Regions from separate parts of the Homo sapiens genome. Here region 1 is linked to region 2. A link is a contact called in ENCODE Hi-C data. All regions are on one chromosome and are shown on one strand. Each heading gives the region's core, a stretch centred on a gene start or an enhancer-like site at or near the end of the contact. The rest is flanking DNA. Distances are from core to core; before and after follow the strand shown. Region 1 overlaps SHQ1 (SHQ1, H/ACA ribonucleoprotein assembly factor). Region 2 overlaps FOXP1 (forkhead box P1).

Region 1 (6,081 bases), core at 3,262-5,761, 1.8 Mb before region 2:
TTGAGTTTCTAGTTAACTAAAATATAAATAAAATTTTCACCATGAGTTATACCTTGTTAATGCTTTTCCCAAGAATACCAATTTCCAACTTTGAATGCAAGATAGAATCATTTCTGAATAAGTGTCCTCCAAGAGTGAGAGGTGTATTTTGAATGTGGCTGTTATTTTTCTAGTTAAAACAGGAATGTAGAGTGCAGGAAAATTAGCTTTCTGTTCTCTACAAATGTTGCTTTTATCTTCTTCAGTAGTTTAAGGAACTTTAAAATTAGTATCTTAATAAAATAGATTTTATCTTGGTAGAAAATATGAGTGCACATGCCAAAAATGGTGTGTGTGTGTGTGTGTGTGTGTGTGTGTGTGTGTGTAGCCCCTTTTAGCCTCTTTGTGGAGATGCAGTATCCTGAATTTCCTACTCATCTGCTTGTTTTTCTTTGCTGGTTGAGTTCAAAAATTTTTTCCTTTATTGAAATTTTACTAAAGTCTGTAGTACTTGCATACCTAGCACAAGTGCTAGATTTCAGTCCAATGTGTCTTCAGATTTGCTTCATTTCACATCATCGAATATGGGATGGGACTTCAGGGTAGGACCAGTCTTCTATGTACCTTCTATTTAAAGAGATCAGAGGTTGGACACAGTGGGTCAAGCCTGTAATCCCATCACACTTTGGGAGGCTGCGGTGGGAGGGTCACTTGAGGCCGAGAGTTTAAGACCTGTCTGGGCAAGGAAGCAAGACCCTGTTTCTATGAAAAAATAGAAATTAGCCAGGCACAGTAGCATGTGCCTATAGTCATAGCTACTTGAGAGGCTGAGACAGGAGGATTGCTTGACCCCAGGAGTTTGAGGCTGCAGTGAGCTGTGATTATGTTACTACTGTACTCTAGCCTGAATGACAGAGTGAGACCCATCTCTTTTAAAAAAAGTTAAAAAAAAAAAAAAAAGAGATCAGCAATGTTATATATCCCTTTAGGCAGATACTTACTTTTGTTTTATGGTAAATAACTTATGTTTGTGGTTAGTAACTACAAAGAAAGTAAATATAGTGTTCAGTCTTTCCTTGAAATGTACTTTGAATTAAAATCTGTATTTCTAGTACAAATATGAGTTAAGATAAAATGTTAAAAAGTAAAAGCCAGTGAAATCCTGTATAGTAAGTTCTTTCAATGTTTTTTCCTAGAGCTGACTTTTTTGAAGATGAGGCGATTGAACAGATTTTGAAGTATAATCCTTGGTGGACTGACAAATATTCAAAAATGATGGCCTTTTTGGAAAAGAGTCAGGAACAAGAAAATCATGCTACATTAGGTAAGAAACTCAAATTCGGCTAATTTGTTTCATTTTAAAATCTCATGGTGTACCACGTTTACTGCCTTCCATATTATTAAGCGTATAGTTGTAATTGCCTTATAATGTTAAAATATGAGTTTGAATTGCTAATTTTGGAAATGACTTCTTTGCCCCTGACTGGAAAATGCCGCTAAATAATTAGGCTTATTTGTGTTGGAAAATTCTTTTGAAGTATGGTTTCCTTTAGAATCATTGGAGTTCTTTTATAATTAATTATTTTTTAAAACCTAAATTTAGGGATATTATCACACAGGACATTTGTAGTTTCTCAATAACCTGCTTAAGAGGTATGAACATTCTTCTTTGGTAAGGACATTTGAGTATTAGTAACGGGCGGGGGGAAGACCCAAGTGGGAAAAGACCTAGATGGACATGTTATTACCAGCTTCTCTAAGTGCAGTGTAGCATTGATATATTAAGACTATACATTAGAAATATAACATTTGCAGACAGATCAAGAAGAGAACACCCATGTTTTCTGTCACACTGATTTGGCTTTTATTTACATATTAAAAATAAAATTTCAATGTTTAAATGGAAAGAATACATATATATGTACATTCTGAAGAGTATTAAATGGAATATAGACTCTTCCCACCCCAAGTTCTTCTTCCCGGAAGTAATCACTATTAGCAATTTTGGGGATATTTTAAAAATATATATTCCCACATCTAAACAGTCGCTTTAAGAAATGTCTACACATAGACTCACGTATACCCGGTTTGTACCTTGTTTTCAATTTGTAGTGTGTGTTGCACATCTTCCATATTAGTATGTAGAGATCTACCTGAAGCTTTTCATGATTACATAGTATCCGGTTGGATATTTTTTTCATGATTGATGGATATTTGGGCTGTTTACTACTGGTGGACATTTGGGTGACTTCCTGTTTTCTGCAGTTGCAAATAGTATATATAGTGGCCTTCTTTGACCACTCATTCTGAAGTAGCTACAGGGTCTCTAATGCATCACAGTTTTTTATTTTCTGCATATCAATGCAATAGCCTGTTATCTGCTATTTTTTCAGTGTCTAGTATAGTGCCTGTTATATAAAGGTACTCAGTAAATATCTATAAATATTGTAATAAATGTTTTTATGGTTAAGTTTTATTAAAGTTTAGGTGAGTTCTACCAGATCAAAAAATTGCTACTATAATATTTTAGAAAATAGAGGATTAGCTTTATTGCATAACAGAAGCTCATTATAGTGACTCTTTTTTTTTTTTTTTTTTTGAGACGGAGTCTTGCTCTGTCGCCCAGGCTGGAGTGCAGTGGCACAATGTCGGCTTACTGCAAGCTCTGCCTCCCGGTTTCACGCCATTCTCCTACCTCAGCCTCCCAAGTAGCTGGGACTACAGGCACCGGCCACCGCGCCTGGCTAATTTTTTGTGTTTTTACTAGAGACGGGGTTTCACCCTGTTAGCCAGGATGGTCTCGATCTCCTGACCTTGTGATCCGCCAGCCTCGGCCTCCCAAAGTGCTGGGATTACAGGTGTGAGCTCCCGCGCCCGGCCTATAGTGACTCTTTGTTATAGATTTATTGTCGTTTTCAACAAATCCTGACTTTTATATTTGAGTTTAAGCAGCTTTCAGAGACTTCTCACATTATGTATATATAGACAAATTTTCAGGTTTAGGATTGCTAACAGAATATAGATAGTTAATTGTACATGCTAGGTAGATCTGATCATGAAGTTTGAACAAACTTAAATCATCAAGTGTGTCAACTGGTTTGAGTCAGTTTCCCTAATTTTAGCACGGTATTTTAATGAGGTGGTGTGGGAGAAAATTGATGGTTGCGTAGTTGAGTTTTCTGTCCACCAGGGTGAGCTAGTTGCCCTAAAAATCAAGAGAAGGCGTTCCCTTTGATTTAAATTCTAACTTGCTCTACTTTGATAAACTGTAGCTTGTTCTCAGTCCAGTTTTCTGTGTCAGCAATGCTCTTAGTCTTCTTTGTGTAATTTTAGCAGGAGATCAAGCCACTCAGTCCTTTTAACCACCTGCCCTCCTGACCCTTCATCTGACCCATGACTGATAGCCAGGCTGGTGCATCAGGAACAGTCATAGTCTGCAAAGCCATTATGGTGATTCATTCTAAAAACCACCTTTAAAAATAGCAAGGACATGTGATCTAAGGTAGACGAACTTGAGCTTTGTGTCGAACAGCGTGTCTCTTCTAATAATACCAAATGTAAGATATAAACTAAATGTAGGCTTGGGGTTGGACTTCTTGTTCCACCACATGCCTGCGATATGATCTTGCACCTTTGGGTTGCTGTGGAATGCTGTACCTACCTCAGAGTTGTCCTGAGATTGAATGAAACGATGTATTTAAAATCCTGTAAATGTTAGAAATTATTATTGTAGAGTAAAATCAGTCACAGGAGAGCCAGGAGTTGGATGGTTTCTCTGTGAAATTACAATTTTTATACATTTAGAAAGCTTTAAGGGAAAGTTCCTTGTTAACAAGATTTCTCTCTCATTTGAAAAATCCTGGTTCAAATATTTGGGGCACTCAGAATTGGAGGAATAAATTGAAGTGTGTTGAGCCAGGATAAAATATGGGGGAAAAGAAATAAACCAAGAAATAAACATCACAGTTTTCTGCTGAACTATGGTGCATGCTGCTGTACCTTTTCTCCTCTTCCTCTTTGTTCTTTGCCTCTCTGGCCTTCTTCCTCTTTGTGTCATAGCGTGGGCTGTTGTCTGTTTAACACCTCCTCATCAGGTGTCGCCAGGCAGATACAACAGTGCAGGTGAGGGGTGTACCTTTGATTCATTCTGTATCATAAAATATTAACCTAGATTGCTTTGAATTCCAGATAAGCCTTAGGTGGTGAACTTTGCTCCCTCTTTTTCTCCCTTGGTTGTAATTCTTGTCGTTTTCATCACAGCCCTGAGTTACAACAGGGAGACTTTTCTCCAGCTTTGTAGTGATCCAGATTTTCCTCCCCAAAGGCTTGTAAATGGAAGTGTTAAACGCCGTGCTTCCCCTGAGCTCTGGTTTCATGAGGATGAACTCACCGCATTTCCCATGTTGTCTTTCAGTGGTTAATCTGAAGCTCCAGAGTCTTGGCACGTTATTGCTTGTTATGACACCACGTAACATTTATAGTCAATGAACTTCCTAGCAGGGACATCCTGTTTGGCACCAGTGAGCCCTTCAGTGTTTGTAGAGATAACTGTCAGTGTCAACTTTGAAAGTTGTAGCACTGCAGGGCTACCCATTTAGGCTGAAGGTTTGAATGCAGCACAATTTTTTCTGGTTCCCTTGATCTGGTTCCAGTGAATGTACAATGTAATAGACAGATGTGCGTTACTCTGAGAGCATTGAGATCCTTTGTGATTTAATTGTTGACCCAGATAAGAGGGATGTTTGGGAGGGGGATTTAGAGAGGAAGGGAGGATTTAAAAGTAACAAAATTAGAAAATATTTGGAAGAGAAAAGTGACTACCTTGCAGACATCTTTCATTTTGATAGTCCCTTTGCAGCCTTCAGACATATTGGTGGGGTTTTTGATGTTGGGAGGTGGTCCTTGGCCATTTGCTTCAATGCTAGGGCACCAGTTTCCTCCTCAAATGTATTGAGAGTTCAGCTGACTTTTGTTTCACTGGAGATTATTTTTAAAAGTATAATTAGCCAAAACATTGTGAACTATATAGCAAAGCTGCTTTGTAGTGTAGCTAAGTCATACAAATGCTTGACAAATGTTATTCATGGTGGCAATCATCCAAGCATTGTTGGCACTGCATCTGTAGTTATTTCCAGTACTGCTGCTAGGTTAGACTTGATTGTGTGCAAACTTCCCCCAAGTTCCCCTTTGGGTGATATGATTTACAGCTCTAATAAAAAAGGCCTTAGGGAGCTCAGACTTTTGGTTTCTCTAGTGATTTCCTGGTTTGTTGTTATTGTTATTTATCATCTCTGATTTCTTTGCTTGAATTTCAGAATTTAAATGCATTTGTGTGTTATTAATGAAGTAGGCCACAGTGGAACTTATAAATGCTCAGTAAAAGGTGGAAGTGTTTTAGGGAAAGTCTAGCAGCTCCTAGTATCCAAGAATTCAGAAGAATAATTCAAGTAGGTTTTTCTTCTGTGCACAGTTATTGAAAATGACTAATGTAGAAATACTTACATGTGGATAATGTAACGTCAGAACCTACATTGCCTAGGTCAACTTTTATAAATGGATAAACGTCGATAGGTATGATTACTTAAAAATGAAGGCATAAATATGTAGAGAGTTGACATGTTGCTAAATAGTTTCTGGGCATGCTTACTTTGTGATTGAGAATTATGTGGGAGCAGGGGTCTATTAGTCAACTAGGATATAAAGACTTTTCTCTAGTCAGAGATCATGAACACCTGGCATTTTCCCATTAGCTAAATTAATGAACATCTCAAAAACCATACCTAAGGGAATACTGTCTCTAACCTTCTTGCTAAATACAAGGAGTCATAAAATATTTTGTCAGGTATGCTTTCTTCCTGCAGTGAGTATATGCCTTCATGCCATTTCCTTAAATCAAATTGCTTAAAATGAACTGAGAGCTTTTATTTAAATTAAGGAACTTCAGATGCGTCCTCCAATGAGGCAGTCAACACTCAGTTTATCTGTCTTATTAATTAAATCCAGTAAATTTTAAATTAAATACAGTTGACCCTTGAACAAAACATGTTTGAAATGCATAGGTCTGCTTATATGGGGATTTTCTTTTGCCTCTGCCACCCCTGA
Region 2 (6,007 bases), core at 78-2,577:
TTCTATGCTATTCCTTACTTGTGTTACCTTGTCAGTTAAAAATAAAATTTAGACCAAACTGCCCTCCATTTTTGTATCATATAAATATATTCATAATATCACTGAATCATTAACCTATGAATTGAATATAATGTTACATGATATTATAGACATGTAATCAAACATATGCACATGTATACCTATAACATAGGCACATGTATAACTATAACATATGCCCATGTATACATCTGGGTGCTTGATGGTTTACAAATTGGGTGTTGGGGACCATCTCCTTCTAGCTTTTCTCTCTCATTCAAGCCCCAGGGAAACAGAGGTGAGCTGATTTATGTGCAGGTCTCCAGTTTTGTGTGGTCTTTATATTGTTAGAACAGTCTCTGTATCTATCTTTATGGACCCGATACAAATATTGTAATAAAGCCATCCTTAGAGAGATACCTTGTGTTACCTGCAAGCAGTTTTGGTGAATATAAATTTTTGGTTAATGAATGGAAGCCTGTGAATCTATTTCATAGCTTTCTTGCCTCAGGATTATACTCTGAGAGCATTATGTAGTCATTGAAAACTTAAGTACTTAAAAATATTTTAAAAGAGATGTCCAAAATTGCTTCTAGATGTGAACAATCACGATCAGCAATGCTTTATTTTAAATTAAGCAACAGCCGTTTACAATTATTATCATTCAGAGTAGTGATATTGGGTTTTGTTTTGTTTAGAAATCACTCACTATAGAATCTTAGTTTTGTTCTTTCCTGATCATTTGCCTAATCATATTTATATAATGAGAGAAAAAGAACTTGGCAGAGCCACTTTTAAATTCTGAGTTTTTTCTTCTACACCAGTGCTAGGTTTGATAAATACCTTGGTACCGATTTCTTCCATCTGTAGAATGGCTGATAAACATCTGTAAATATGATTTATTGTTATAAAGTCTCTAGAACTATAAAATTGCTATCCATAAGCTCAGGGACATATATCAGTTTCAGAGTCAGAAAGGGAAATGACAGTTTCTAGACCCATTTTAAACATTTTGTTAATGGCTAACTTATGCCTACCGTAAAAAATCCTCAAATCATAGGTTCATTTGTTATGTGAGCTGACAATTAGGTTATATTTATTAGAAGATTATCCCAAAAAGGAGAGAGAATAATTTTCGTATTAAAGAAAATAAAGATCATTAGAATTGGGGCCTAGACTCAATTCCTATAAAAGAGCCCATTTCTCTTCTAAAGATATTAGAAGTCTGGCACTTGTATAGGAAACCACCTATCAATTATTTATTGTGGTTTTGCACATGACACGACATGTTCTCAGTTCCTGTTTGCTCAGTGGAATTGGAATGCCCACTATCAACCTGCAACTGTTGCTTGGTTATTTCCTGGTACTTATTTATTGACTTATATTTGTAAGACGACTTTTGTTTGTAAGTTACAGAAACCCAACTTAAATTGGCTGAAGCGAAAAAAATAAATAAATAAATGAGGGATGATAATTGGCCCCTATTGCTAGGAAGTCCAGTGGTACAGCTGGCTTCAAGCATGGCTAGATCCTGATATTTAACCAAGGCTGTTGGAGTATTGATTGTCCATTAGCTCTGTTTTTCTATGTTGTCTTCATCTGGGGGCTCTTTCCAAGTGGAACTGAAGAGGACAGGTTTATTAATCCCACAGAGTATCTCTTTCCATGTAGCCCCAGAAAAAGCCATAGGCAGACTGTCATTGGCCCAGATTGAGTCATGTGTTCTAGCTTTGAGCCAATCACCATGATGTGCCCTGGCTTGCATTACATGCTGCCTCCAGAACAGAGGGAGATGTTCACCCCACGTGAACCACATGGGGGCTGGGGATGAGAAAGTTGCTTCAAGAATGTAAAAATGAATATTGTAAAGTAGCAAAGGAGAGCAAATGCTGAGTAAGAAGAAACTCCCCTAGATGCTTTCCTGAGTTACGCATTGACTGGTCATATGTAACAAATTCAGGATTTCAGTTTTCCTCTACAACATGATTTTAACTCTTGGAAATTCAGAGTTGTCTTCAGGTATCAGGATCTTGCCTAGTGCAGTGGAAAATAAGTTAGTCTTCTTGTAGATTCACATTTCCCACTTCTCTGTTCAGTCTAAAGGGAAATCAAATTGACTTTGATGAAACCAACTTTGTTTTCCATTGAACCGAACTGAAAGAAGCTAGCAAACTTCTGTGGTTCAAGTAAAAACCACCTGGCTTCTTTGAATGATCTCACTGGGTGGGGGGGGAGGGGGGGTTATTGTCATCAGAGAGTGATGCATCAAGTACTTTGCTCAGATTGCTGGATTCATAGATCCTGAAAGCATCTTCATTTGCTTCAGTGGACCCAAAATTCTCTAGTCTACGCTTCTCTTCAGTTGTCCCTTTCTTTTTTAGAAGGGATTTCTTATGGTTTAGGCAAATTGATAGCAGTGTTGCTTGAATTCTCCTTGGTATTCTTACTTAATAAAGGTAACATTGCTTTGACCTTGATTTAAGTGTTACTTCATAGATTATTTTCACCTATTTTCTGTTCCCTTGATTTTACACTCCCCTAGTAATAGTTTATAATTAAATAGTACTGAACCTTAAAACAGGCATAGTCCCGAAATGCTTCACATATATTAACTCATTTAATCCTCACAAACAGTTTATGCTAGTATTGTAGTAGTATTCCCAGCATAGAGTTAAGGAAACTAATGCCCAGAGAGGTTAAATGATTTACCCAAGGTCACACAGCTAATAAGAGGTGGAGTCAAGGTCCAAACCCAGGCAGTCTGGCTTCAGAAGACTTATTCTTAACTGCTGCATTATACAGCCTGGTTAGAGGCAGCACTTCTTATTGACAGTTTGCTTTCTGCTTGGCAGTGGATGTAAAGAAAGTTTTGGAGAAAGCCTGACTGGGTAGTGAGGACATTATTAATATGTTCTTTGAACTAGCCACATGTCATCTGAGCCTCAGTATCAGCACATGTGATTTGGGATGTTAACCACTTTTTACGGTTGTTAGAATTAAAAGGTACACCAGGCAAGACACAGGTGGTTTACCCCTGTAATCCCAATGCATTTGGAGGCTAAGGTGGAAGGATTTCTTGAGGCCAAGAGTTTGAGACCAGCCAGGTCAACATAGCAAGACCCTATCTCTGCCAAAAAAAAAAAAAAAAAAATTCAGCTGGGTGTCGTGGCATGTGCCCATAGTCTTAGTTAATTGGGAAGCTAAGGTGGGAGGCTCACTTGAGCCCAGAAGTTCGAGGCCGCAGTGAGCTATGATAATGCCACTGTACTGTAGCCTAGGTAGCAAAGCAAAACCTTGTCTCTAAAAATTAAATAAATGAATGAGTAAATAAAAAGTACATCATATAAACTGCCTAGCCCATACTAGGCACTCTTTAAAAGCGTTAGAACTTCTTAACCTACTTAGATATATTTATTTTTCAAGGATGAGTAATTTTAAATATCCAAAAATTTCCAACCTTCTACCTAGGAAAAGGAGTTGTGACTATGCAAAGCATTGATATATCCGAAGAAATTGTTCTGTAATAGAATGTTTTAATCAGAAACCTCTGGTAAAAAGTCCCACACAGAGGGGAGGGCATGGCAAATTTTTTCCATAAAGGGGTAGACAGTAAATATTTTCAGCATTGCAGGCCATACAGTGTCTGTCACAGCAACTCGACTTAGCTCTGCCATTGGGGTACAAAAGCAGCCGTTGACCATGCGTAAGGAACAAGGAACGAGTATGGCTGTGTCCCTTGGACCACAGTTTGCTGTACCATTTTTGGTGTCACCAACATATTTTTAGCTGAGGAATGCTTTTGTGGCCCCGGACATAGCTATCCAGGGTTATGTTAGCTTGGATTCACAGAACCCTCAAGTTAGTCATATTTGAGGGGAGATATCCACGTGTGTCATGCGCCCCCCCCCCCCCGCCCCCATGATTTCATTGACCAACCATGGTTGCTGTACTTCCTTGATCTTGGGTTCTTCCACCCAGTTTTTAGGGTTCAGACTAAGGGAGAGGAAGTGACTTTGCCAGGTAACAGCTTTCTGGTCTTCTGCAGCTCCAGATTAATAAGCTGTAACTGTTACAGAGGCCAAGCTTGGTTCTTCAGGATAAAAATCCCATCTGTCAATACTGTGCCACTGTTAACAGAGAGAGGGGTTCAGAAAAAAGAGAGGTGGGGGGGACTCACAGGTCTAAAACTGAAGCATATTTTTTTTTCCCTCCTGAGGAAGAAATATCATAACTGTTGGTAAATCAAAACCAGAGATTTGACACTTTTCTGTGATCATTCTGCAGCATTTGTTCCCAAGGTGAGGTATACCACAGGGCCCTTGATTTCAAAGATAAATACTGTACAAATAACCATCCTGTTGTCTTTCCCTCACCGCCAACAGAGGGACGCTTTATCAGAATCAGCAGATACCCAGTCTATTGTATGCATTTATTTCCCTGTTTCTTCTGAAAACAACTTGCAGTTTTAGTGTTGATTTTTTTTTAATCTATCAACCATGAGTTATCATGTGACTGTTGCATTTGTTAGTGCTAACTGATAGCAGCAGGTGCTCCTGCTAACTCTAATGAAATCGTCCAGCCCTGCATTGCTTGGCATCCTCCGATAACAGAAAAACAAAAACAAGTCCCGTATCATCCAGAGTGGTGTGAAGCTCATCGGCGTTCTTCCATCTTCTCCCCACTTGAGTCCTTTCTTTTTTCTTCTTTTCAAACCAGGTGAAAGACACAATCTTCACTAGTAAAAACGTGGATTTGTAATTCTTCCCTTTCCTCCCCCTCCCTTTTTTTAATGCTCATGTAATGCATTGGCAAAATGAGGAGTAGATTTGAAGGTTAAATCCTGACCACATTTCCCTGTTTTTAACTTAGAAGGTAAAATCAAATGCAGGCCCATAGTTTCACAAACACCAGGTACTCTTATGTGCTTGGGGGAAAATGTTTCCATTTCTCCTAGTTTTTCTTTTAAGTGACCACTTGTATAACGTCTACTAAAAGTATCATTTGTATCCTTGCTTAGTATCCTATTTGAAAAGAATTTTTTTTCTTTTGGTGATTTCTCAGGGAGAAAAACTTCATGCAGAACAAAACAAAAATTCCCTTGCTTGTTAGATGTATGTAATTTATGAAAGCCAAAATAAACTGTATATGTGCTGTAATGGAAGACAGAGAAATGTTGAAGAAAATGCCCAGAAATGGAACTTTGACCCTTCCCGAAAGGTCGAGGGCTGTAGACAGTAGAGGACATTTCATTGGTAACTTGCTTTTTAAAATTTTTTTCTGTGAATTTTACTTTTCAAAACTGTGAAGAGTTTTGTGTGAAAGAAACTACTAAGTGTGCTCTGTAATGTTTTCACAAGTGTTTTTATCATGGTAACATCTTGTTTACTTTAGTTCCCTGCCTAAAACTACTTGGAACATGTTAAGAAAACACTTCAAGAAAGCCTCGACAAAGAGGCTTTTGTTTAACAGCCACCATGAGGCAGCGTGGATCACAAAGGTGTTAACTTTCAGCCCCTTAAGCACTTCCACATGAAATTCCAGCAACTATGTTTGTGGTTTTGGAAAAACAAAGTGTATGTTAAAGAAACCAGGTATATGCTAATACATGTCGAAGGAGGCCGGATATCATAAATTGTTTCAAACCCATTTGTGGCTCTCGGCTTGCACGCCTGAATGTTCTGCAGTGAAATTACCTCTAGTTAGTGTAGGAGACTTCAGCCATGTAGAGGGAATAGCTGTCTATAATTGTGGATGTATGCAAATCAAATTCCAGCCTCACAATTTAAATCTCGAGAAGATGAGGATGAAAATTTTCCCCATCAGATCTGAGGTGACAAGTCTTTGAGTATTGCAAAATGAGCTGTATATTTTTATGAATTTGACTTTTCTACTTATCATGCATTTTTTATTGGTTTTAGAAAAATAAAAATAGGGTGTTACCAAAAAAAATTTTTTCCCCCTTTTAATGTCTTTTTTAACCTTTCTGACATTG

The links. Hi-C counts contacts between places; a loop is a spot of excess contacts on that map. Pooled maps may share reads with other maps.
Region 1: a loop to region 2 is called in a pooled map, with 16 times the contacts of the local background. The contact joins two enhancer-like sites. A Hi-C loop is called at or near these places in 2 of 37 single-sample maps with no recorded cell type and 2 of 50 pooled maps.

Annotation. Positions count from the first base shown.
Region 1 is chr3:72,819,646-72,825,726 of GRCh38, reverse strand. It overlaps SHQ1 (SHQ1, H/ACA ribonucleoprotein assembly factor), which reads left to right. Exons shown (of 11, transcript NM_018130.3): 6 at 1,176-1,303. Among named protein-coding and RNA genes, the nearest start is that of SHQ1, 26 kb to the left of the region's middle. RefSeq lists enhancers at 3,131-3,410, 3,431-3,480. Within about 2 kb of position 4,511, at least 13 of the 41 ENCODE cell types and tissues checked have a DNase peak (open chromatin) inside an H3K27ac peak, as active enhancers do.
Region 2 is chr3:71,007,076-71,013,082 of GRCh38, reverse strand. The region is part of intron 12 of FOXP1 (forkhead box P1); the gene reads left to right. Among named protein-coding and RNA genes, the nearest start is that of FOXP1-AS1, 280 kb to the left of the region's middle. Within about 2 kb of position 1,327, at least 8 of the 41 ENCODE cell types and tissues checked have a DNase peak (open chromatin) inside an H3K27ac peak, as active enhancers do.